Regions from separate parts of the Homo sapiens genome. Here all the other regions are linked to region 1. A link is a contact called in ENCODE Hi-C data. All regions are on one chromosome and are shown on one strand. Each heading gives the region's core, a stretch centred on a gene start or an enhancer-like site at or near the end of the contact. The rest is flanking DNA. Distances are from core to core; before and after follow the strand shown.

Region 1 (3,257 bases), core at 196-2,695:
GGATTTTTAGCCAAAAATAAATTTCTGTTGTTGAATCCACCCCGTCTATAGTATTTTGTTATGGCCACCCTAACAAACGAATATACTTCCTTTCTAAGGAAATGGGTCAAAAACAAAATTTAAAAAAAAAAAAGGAAATCTAGATTTTTCACCTATTTGGTGACTTTAGGTTGTGTTCTCTACCATATGTCAAGAAGTTAAGAAGGAAAAAGTAAAAGTAGTTAAATGTGCAGCCTGGGCAACATGGCAAGACCCTATCTCTACAAAAAATTAAAAAACTAGCCAGGTGTGGTGGCATGCACCTGTCATCACAGCTACTCAGGAGACTGAAGTGGGAGAATCAGGAGCCCGGGAGGTCATGGCTGCAGCGAGCCATGTTTGTGCCATTGCATTCCAGCCTCAGCAACAGAGCAAGACCCTGTCTCAAAAAAAAAAAAAAAAAAGGAGTCCAATGTGTAGCCAATACGTTTGTATGTGGCTGTGTGTAGAGATGTGTGCTTAAAGCTAAAGGAGTTACTAAGATATCCGATATTCATCCTTTTTATATTTTCTAAAAAATATTCATTGAGAAGACTAGCCATGTGCTAGCCACCATGCTTATAATGTATTGTTTACTTTAATCTTGTCCTTTTCCTTATAATCCTACCAGTGTTAGGAATTCATAGCCCCATTTCCACTCTAGAAAAAAATAAAAGACTCACACTTTATGTGACTTACCCAAGGTCAGGGAACTGGCATGGGACAGAGCACAGTTTCCAACACAGGCCTCTCCAGCTTCAAAGACTGCATACACATCCAGCACATGTCCTTGCCTCTGTAATATAAGAAGAATTGCAAATGTTTCACACCACAGTATACCCAGATCTGTTCAAAACACATGTTAACTCATCTACGGCTCTGTGCCTAGCCCTTTAAGGTAGGTACTATTATTTTTTATAATCCCCATTTTACAGATGAAAAAATGTGTTGAGGAACTCAGCCTGGGTCCCACACTTCATCTTATTAAATTAACAAACAGCATGTGGCAGAGCTGATCTCTGCACCCAGCTCAAGGACAGTGTGATCATCACCTGCATGTGTTTGGCTTCCAAATGAGGGAAATGAACCCAATGGCCCTTTGCACCCTTTCCACCCCTGGGATTTTATTGCTCTGACTTCAACTGATCAACAAAACAGACAAGACTAAATGTTAACATGTTTTTAAACACATAGAGACTCTTCTCTTAGAGGGGAGGGAAATTAACCCTCCTTTAACACAAAATTTGACCTCAATTAACCAAAAATTTTTGTTCTGTGTTTTTACGGAGACCATTGTCATAGCTGAGAAACCCACCAATAGCTAAGCATATTTAGCCACAGAAACTCCTACAGTAACTATGGCTCTTGTGAGCCAGGCCTCATCATGGCTGTGTCAATTTCCCTCTGCACTGAGTGAGGGGTCCCGGAACACAAAGGCAGAGGCCGCCTGGTTCCAACCTTCGATTACGTCATCCTGATGGAATGTGGACACCATTGTGAGGACTTTCTGCTTAAGCCTTGTTTTATTTAAGTTTCTAACATTCTTGGAGACTTAAATCTCATCTACAGTTGCTTGGAATCCAGGCTTCAGTTGGATTATTGAAGGGATGCAGTAAACTTATCCTCCTAAAAGCTGAACTCAGCAAATGGTTAAGCCAAAGCTATCCTGCCCCAAGGCTCAAAGCAAATCTTTCAGCTCATTACATTTAAAAGATTGCTAGCAGTCAGCAGCCTTTAGATTTATGTAACACTAAGTTATACACAGTAAAAGCATGTGCTAGTTACATAACAATGTTCACATGAATGGTTAAAATGGGACAGGTAAATCAGATGCAGAAAACCAGGACAAAAAGGCTCCCAGCAGCTTTAAAATATATTGTTTAAATTCATAGCAAGGAGATAATTTTTTTCCTTTTCTCTCCAACAATGACAGACATTTACCGAGTGCTCACAAAAGGCCAGGCATTTCTGCAACACGGGTCAGTAGAAGGAGCAAAGCCTTTGGAGTGAGGTTCAAGTGTAATTGGTATGTGACACTTGGCAAGTTTCTCCAGCCTCAGTTTACCCATCCACAAAATGGAGCTAGCCATGCCTACCTTATAGAATCAATGTGAGAATTAAATGAATCATGTTGCCAAGTGTCTGACATAAAATATATGCTCAATAAAGACCAGTTTCTTAGTCTGCTGCTCTTAGCTGATTTGGTCTAATACCCTGCAAGCCTGGGAATGTGGTATTATTATAATCCCCGTTTACCAGGTAAGGAAACTGGAGGTCTCTGCCAGGGTGACGTTGCTGTCATGGGGCAGAGGGGCTTTAATACATAACTCATTAGAGGCATATCTCAATTTTGCAACTCACAAACCTGCAGTTTGTGCAGGTCTTTCAGCTTCTCTGCTTTTCCTCTGGCTGCCTGCCATTTGGCACTTTCCCTGCTAATTAGCACCTCGACCACAGTACAGCAGGGGAAATCCAAAAGGGTGAGCTTCGGTTAGTAGCTGAATCATGTGGTTTAAGAGCTCTAGGGGAGAGACTTTTCTTTTTTTAAGTTTGGTAAAGAAAGAGATGGCATCTAAGCAGTGACACGAATATTTTTAATTATATTTGGAATTCAGTTCTCTATTATCGTGGCCTCCCACTAATAGGTAATTGAGAATGGATCATTATATTTAAGAAGCTGTCTGATCTTCAAGGTGATTAAACTTTATTTATATGCTGAGACTTTAAGTGAGAATGTGTCTCAAAATCATATCAGAATTCCTATTCATCTTAGCTATTACCACCAAATTGCACTTCTCTGTATTTATGATATGAAATTCACATGTCAAAGTTCTAGCCCCTAATGTGACTGTATTTGAAGACAGAGCCTTTACAGGCTTAGTTAAGGTTATAAGTGTGGGGTCCTAGTCCAATAGGGCTGGTGTCCTTACAAGAAGAGGACATTTGGCTGGAGACATGCATGCCTCTGAGACAAGACCATGTGAAGACACAGCAATAAGATGGCCATCTACAAACCAAGGAAGTAGGTCTCAGGAAAAACCAGCCCTGCTGGCACCTTGATCTTGGACTGTCAGCCGCCTTTCTGCAAGAAAATAAATTTCTGTTGTTGCAGCCGCCCAGTCAGTGGTATTTTGTTATGGCAGCCCTAGCAAAGTAATATACTTCCTTTCTAAGGAAATTAGTCAAAAAAAAAGGAAACCTCTCTGTCCCTTCATTTTCTAACCTGTAAAATCAGGAAA
Region 2 (3,426 bases), core at 487-2,986, 290 kb before region 1:
GGAAGTGTGCATGCACAGGCACATGCTATCCCTTCTTCATTTATCTATTTTGGGTGTTTTTGTTTATTTAACATCTATGTCATAGCTTGGATAAGTCAAAGGTTGGATGATCCGAGTTTTCACTCTTGTGTCCTTCATTCATACCCTGCTGTTAGAATTCCTATTCCACTTGGAATAAAAAACAAAGTCCTTTCTAAGTCCATGGGGACCTCTATGACCTGGTCATACCTCTCTGGCCTGTCTCCTCCCACCCTTTTATTGGGCACTCTGCTCAGCCACTCACACCCCTAGATGTCCATCCACTGTGAGGCCAGGCGTCTTACATCCAGGCACCTAGCACATAGTAGGGATCCAAATATATGCTCTAGGGGAGGAAATGAATTAAGGGATTGTAGCTGTGAAGAGATTGCCTGTGATGTTGGGCGTTACTCAAGCTCTCCCACTCCCCGTGGGAGGCTGGGAGCATCAATTCTGTTAGCGAACTACCTCCTGTATTCTCAGCCATGGCTTCATCTTCTCTCTTTCACCCCAGAACGAATGCCCACTGTTTGGCATTGCTGGCCTACTCTCTCAATCCCCTCTTTTTGGAAAACCTCTACATGTTCTTCCATCCAGATGTGGGTGATAATTCTGCCATTCAACTACGGCAACCTAGCCCTGCCTGACCTCAGCAAGGCCGGCATCTGAGCTGTCTGCCTCCTAATACTGTAAAATAGGCCGAGTCACCCTCATATGACAATTGAGGAGCTAAAGTTCACAGCGAGTCAGGGACTTGCAGAAGTCCTACAGCTGGATTTAAACCCAAGCCTTTGTAACTCCAAAGCCGGCACTTGGCCCATTAAACCACCTTCATTCATGCATAAGTAAAGTTGGAAAGTTTCATTATTTCCCATCCAGAGGAAACTTTAAAACCTTCCTCCACCCCCAGCTCCACAACTCCACTGGCATCTCCACAGTGGCAAAGCTTTTGTGTGTGTGAATATAAACAAGCGGTAATGAATGGGAAACATACTGAACTACTGACCTTTCAAAGTTCTGGAATTCTATGAATTAAATCTTCTTTGTTTAAAAATTTGAACCTATTGTTTCCCCCTTGATCCCTGAGCAATATAGCTTCTCCAGAAGCAAGAGCAGGCCATCTGATTATAACAAATGTTAGAATATCTTTTCTGAGGTATAATTTTATCCAATAGGACATAGGGAGCCATTGAAGGTTTTTCAGTGGGACAGGCACATGACCATCTCTATATTTAGGAAACAGCAATGTAGAAGATGGGTCTGCAAGTTGGCACTGGTGCCAAGGAAACCACTGAGGCAAAACAAGAAACGAAGGAGAATTAAACAAATGCTGAAGAGGTATGGAGAGAGAGGAAGGAACATTGAGGAGGAATATTATTCCTCACCAGAATGCATGCTCCAAGAAAGCAGAAACATATCATACTTACTCACTGCTCTGTTTTTAGCACCCAGAACAATGTTTGGCAAATAGTCAATGCTCAAAGAATGTTTTAAATTTTGTAAACATTGTCATGGAGGACTGAAAGAATGTTGAGTGTTTTAGTAAGAAAGAGACGGCAGTCAGCACACCTAAGAATCATTTCAGGATCATGCCTGGGGACTGAGGGAAAAATTGGGGAGGAAAACCGAAAGGAAGTCATACACATGAAATAAACATCAAGTACTCTTCTGCAACTGCTCAAGGCATCCATTGTGACACCCTGGCAATCAGCGCTCCAGGAAGAGGCAGGCACAAACCTGCCTGGGAATTGTATAAGAACCTTCCAGCCATCCAGGTAGGTAATATCACAGCAGCCTCTGATCATTCCCACTTCTTTACTGTTGATAACCAGTTGCAAACATCTATTGATTAAACATCTGCATTATCTCTTGCATCTCCTTGCCATAGTTTGGATGTTTGACCCCCTACAATTCTCAGGTTGAAACTTGATCCCCAGTGTTAGAGGAGGCCTAATAGGAGGTGTTTGGATCATGGGAGTGGATCCCTCATTAATAGATTAATGCCCTTCCTGGTAAGAGTCATGAGTAAGTGCTTGCTCTATTCATTCCTACAAGAGCTGGTTGGGAAAAAAAAAAAAAAAAACAAAACAAAACGTAGAACCTCCCCTGTCTCTTTCTCTCTTGCTCTCTCTCTCTCTCTGTCTCACCTCTTCTCTTGCTTTGTGATGTCTGTACATACTAGTTCCCCTTCTTCCACCATGAGTGGAAACAGCCTGTGGCCCTCATCAGATGCAGATGCTGGTGCCATGCTTCTTGTAGTCTGCAGAACTGTGAGCCAAATAAACCTCTTTTTGTTATAAACTACCCAGCATCAGATATTCCTTTACAAGAACACAAAACAGACTAAGACATCCCTCCTCCCCATCTCCATTATCACTACCCTAGCTCACTCTTCATCACCCTCAGGGCTTTCAGCTGAACCATGGGCACTGTATCACTGAGCAATATAGCTTCTTCAGGAGCAAGAGCAGAACATCTGATTATAGCAGATGTTAGGATGTTTGCTTCTGAGATATGATTTTATCCAATAGGAAACAGGGAGCCATTGAATGTTTTCGAGTGGGACAGACACAGGATCATGTCTGTGCTTAAAAAATCAGCAATGTGGAAGATGGGTCTGCAAGTTGGCATTGCTGCCATGGGGACCACTGGGGCAAAAAAAAAGGAAATGAGCACTATAGTTCATTTGTCAGGGATGCCATCTCCCCGACACCATGTGCTCTAGACACTGCTCACCCTCAAAGTCACTAACAGATTATTCTTTACTTAAGTATAGTTATGATTACGGTGACCTCCTACTCAAAACTACTCTAGCCTTCCTTTTGCCTAGCAAATCTCCATTTCTTGACTTACCACCAAGACTCTTCCATATGTGTCCTCAATCGTGCCAGTCAGCCTCATTTCCCACCACCGATTTTCATACCCCATTTCCATCAAACCATTCTCACTCTAGTTTCTGTACATTTTCTCCCTGTTTCCTTAACTAGGAATACCATTCATCATATACTGCAGTTGCCATTTTTTTCTGCAAAGCATTCCCTCAGCCTTCTCTTTGACTCTTCAAGGGAACTTATTTGAAACCCTTTTATGATAACAATCACTTTCTGCCTTAGATTATGCTCATCTATGCACATATCTTATTTTTTCTAATAGACCCTGAGTCCTCAAAAACTAGGATTTGTATTATTTTTAACCCTCCAGAGGCCTAGTCCTTTATTTGACCTAATTTGTAATTCAGTAAAAGGAAATGAATAAATTAAGGACAGTCTGGTTTTAATTATTATATAAAAATAGGTCCAACAAAAACATCACTCTAGAGTCCATAGAAGTGGATGATCAGGACTTAAAAGCAGATCGCACACTGTTCTAGCTGGGAAAATATGCTGGAATAGTGAAACTACTATTTAA
Region 3 (3,512 bases), core at 826-3,325, 490 kb before region 1:
ACCAACATAGACTCAGTTTTCTTACATGGGAGAGTTAAGTCATTACTAAGCTCATGGAATGTGTGCAGGATTCAAATGCATTTATTCTTTTAGGGATCACATAGTTATTATGTGCATACTGTACTGTACCCATGTCCCATGCTGAATGATGGGATTCGGCGAGATATGAACCATAGCTATAATAAACACAACTAGCATTTATTGAGTACTTAATATGTACTAGGCACTGTGCAAAGTATATTAAGTATATTTTCTTACTCTTCAAAACACTGTAATGAATAGACATTAATGCTTTAATTGTAAAGATGAGAAATTTACTGTATAGGTAGTTGCAGTAACTATCCCGTTTACTAATTGCCAGAACCTCCAGCAACAACATCTACTCCATTAACAATGTATTTATTTACCTGACTCCTGTCTTTCTTTCTGCACTGCATAGCTGGGTGTGCAGGGATTCCTGTCCTTGAGATGGGGAACTTCATGGCTTGGGGGAGATTAGTTTAGTTCACCCCATGATGAGGACACAGTGCAGGTGGGATGTCCAGGCAGAGCTGGCCTCCTACTACTGTTGGAAGAGAGTTTCCTGGAACTCAGAGGGCCCAAGGCAGAGATTTCAATGTTAAATCCCTTCAATTTTTATAAAATAATTAACATACAGGAATGGGAAAAGCACGTCACTAATAACGGAGAGAAGAGCCCTTAAGTTTGAAAGGTAGGCTCCTACTGAGGGGCCTGAGAATTTAAAGGGTAATTGTTCGATAAAAAGAGAATCATGGCTGCCATGTTATCTATTTCTATGGCATACTTATTTAAAACCGTCATCTAGAGAGCACGATTAAAGTATGTTAAACCCAAGTCATCTGTTTCCTTTTCCCTGGATTTTTGGGTGATTCTTTTGACAATTCTGGGTCCCACTGACTTAGACTTGTGGTTTTAAGCTATTATTGGTGAACCTCAAACCAGATGTTTCACGTGGGAGAGAGGCAATGTGGGAAGGCATGGTGGCATTTACATGCAGAGGCAGAAAGGTTGAATCAGCAAAGATTTCTGAGTCGTCTCATGCTCAGATATGACGTGCAGAGCAGTATCGTGGGGGCCACACCACGAATCTGGGAACCTGACTTCCAGGGCCAGCCCTGGTTCTGTCTTGCTGTTGTGTGGCTTTCAAGGGGCAAGTTACTTCCTCTACCTCAGGCCCTATGTCCTTCATTTGAAAGCTTTCTGCCAGTTGCCAATTCTCTAATTCCCTTTTCAATTCCAAGTTGTCTGATGTCAACTTTGTGTCCCATTTGCCCCCTTCCAGAATGTTCTTGCACACACCTCGGTCTGGTAACTCATTTCTTGAATTCTTTAGTTCATAGATTTGTATACATTCATCTTCTCAGCAGCAGTGCCTTCCCCTGACTTCCTGAGTCCACACATTATTCAAGCTTCAGTTACTCTTTCCCTCAGGGAGAGACTTTGGTTGACTTCTGGTCATGTTCTAATTCACCAATACAAAATTTTGATTCCTTAAGAAATCTAAATTCATTAAATATTAGGCTTATGCAGGATCCTCAGAAATCCACTAATTTTACATGGAGAGTAAATGAGGACGGCATAGACTTGACAGATAATAGAGATTCCACAATTTTTTTCAATTGTGTTGAATATATTTCTAGAACTTAATAGAAAACATCTATTTAGAATTTCCCTCCAAGACATAAGTTTTCTCTTCTTCCTAGCATTCCCTCCTTACTATTAGAGTTCATGGTAACCTTGAGAAATTAAAATGTTGCAAAGCCCATGCCCTCACCTCCACGGAGACACTGATAGGGAGGTGGTGTAAAGAATACTGGGATTAAAACTCAAGCTCTGTCTCTGACATTCATTCACTGTATGACCTTAGGAACATCAATTATCTTGTAAGGGTAAACTCTCTGTTTCCTTTTTCCTACTTCTCTGTTCAATTCCTAAGTGTGAAACCACTGGCGTATGAAGGCCCTGTGTAAATTGCAAGGAGCTGTACAAATGCAAGCTACTTTTGATAGGCAGAGAGGCCAAGTGCCTGCATGTGATGTAGTAGTTGCATGTGTGTGTAAGCAGGGGGTGTTATATATTTCACAACTGCTTGACTGAGATATAATTCACATGCCATATAATTCTTCTATTTAAAATGTATTTTTAATCAGTGAGATGTTCACTTCTGCCAAATTTATGTGGCACTAAGGCATCTTCTTTTCTTTTTATTGGCTTTATTGTATAGCTGGTTTCATCCAGGCTCATAGAAGCAAAAGCTCTGTCAGGTGACCTGGTTTGCAAGGCCCCAGCACCCCCGGCTTTCGGTATGAGTCGTCCTGATGTTCTTTTGCCTGTTCAGTCAGTGGAGGGGCAGGAAGGGGAAGGGTGGAGGAGAGTTCCCACCCTTTCCTGCCTAACAGCAGAGACCTCAAACCTGCACCAGCAAACAAAGGAGTAAGGGTTTCATGTATTTTGTGTTTCTTATTGCCTGATCCTAAACTTAAAACCATCTTTCATCTTGTTAAATTGTCAACTGTCCTTCTTTCTGTGTTTTTAAAATTATTTTAACAAGTCAAAATTGCCTGACTACTTGCAAGAGTACATCAGTAATACAAAATTACTACCAGAACAGAAAGTGGCATCAATAAATATCTGCATCCTATTCAGCTTTAGACAATGATTGTTAAAATTAACCATTGTTACTAATTTAACATGTAACTTACGACATGGAATACCTTTTCTCCCTACTAAGGCAAAAAAAAAAAAAAAGGACTCCAATTGGTCTTGACAGTACATGAGCCATTTTTATTGGAACACAGCATTATTTTTCAAAATTAATCTTGTTCATCACATCTAAAGTGGCTCCAGACCAAAACATAAGAGAGCTGCCAATTGATAGATCATTGACAGTGCTGGCTGCACTGTGACAGCTAAGACAGAGCCCCCAGGTAGCAGGGAGGTGAAAGGCCCTGTTGAGAGCTGAAGCTCAAACTTGTAGACTCTTTGTTCCTCTAACTCTCTCTAGCTTGGATTCTTCAGTCCTTTCTCAGGAGCTCAGTTTCCTCCCTAAACATTGGAAGAGAGTCAGGGTCTCTTCAATGCCCCGTGAGTTGTGGGAGGCTGCATTTCCACAATTCTAAGACCCAGCAGAACAAGAAGATGCACAGCCCCCATGTGTCTGCAGAAAAATGGGTGCCTATAGGCATGAAAAGTCAGACATGTCGAGACTTATCTCATTCCTTTCACCTAATTTTATAAATTCAAGGACATTTCCCAAGCTTTCTGCATATTCATAAAGAACACAGCAAAATTTGTCATTAAGTTTGATCGCCTCTTCTTTCAGCACCTGAGACTGTCTCCTTTCCACCCATACACCGTCAGATGTTACTTGGCATTAATGGAGTTTTGAGTCTATACCAGAAACAGATGAGGCAAGTTTGCTGTGTGGTATAAAGCTGACCCATGCTCTCTGACGTTGAGCAGCAAATGAGGACATATACATATATATGCAT

The links. Hi-C counts contacts between places; a loop is a spot of excess contacts on that map. Pooled maps may share reads with other maps.
Region 2: a loop to region 1 is called in a map with no recorded cell type, with 2.2 times the contacts of the local background. The contact joins the enhancer-like site here to the promoter of MIR3681HG in region 1. A Hi-C loop is called at or near these places in 12 of 37 single-sample maps with no recorded cell type and 13 of 50 pooled maps.
Region 3: a map with no recorded cell type shows a loop between it and region 1 (14-fold over the local background). The contact joins the enhancer-like site here to the promoter of MIR3681HG in region 1. A Hi-C loop is called at or near these places in 9 of 37 single-sample maps with no recorded cell type and 7 of 50 pooled maps.

What each region holds. Positions count from the first base shown.
Region 1 is chr2:12,005,304-12,008,560 of GRCh38, reverse strand. MIR3681HG (MIR3681 host gene) reads right to left here and starts at 1,445. Exons shown (of 6, transcript NR_110196.1): 1 at 1,334-1,445; 2 at 718-814. RefSeq lists enhancers at 1,364-1,658, 2,167-2,216.
Region 2 is chr2:12,298,486-12,301,911 of GRCh38, reverse strand. The region is part of intron 3 of MIR3681HG (MIR3681 host gene); the gene reads right to left. Among named protein-coding and RNA genes, the nearest start is that of MIR3681, 100 kb to the right of the region's middle. Within about 2 kb of position 1,736, at least 2 of the 41 ENCODE cell types and tissues checked have a DNase peak (open chromatin) inside an H3K27ac peak, as active enhancers do.
Region 3 is chr2:12,500,479-12,503,990 of GRCh38, reverse strand. All of the region lies in intron 4 of MIR3681HG (MIR3681 host gene), which reads right to left. Among named protein-coding and RNA genes, the nearest start is that of TRIB2, 210 kb to the left of the region's middle. Within about 2 kb of position 2,075, at least 9 of the 41 ENCODE cell types and tissues checked have a DNase peak (open chromatin) inside an H3K27ac peak, as active enhancers do.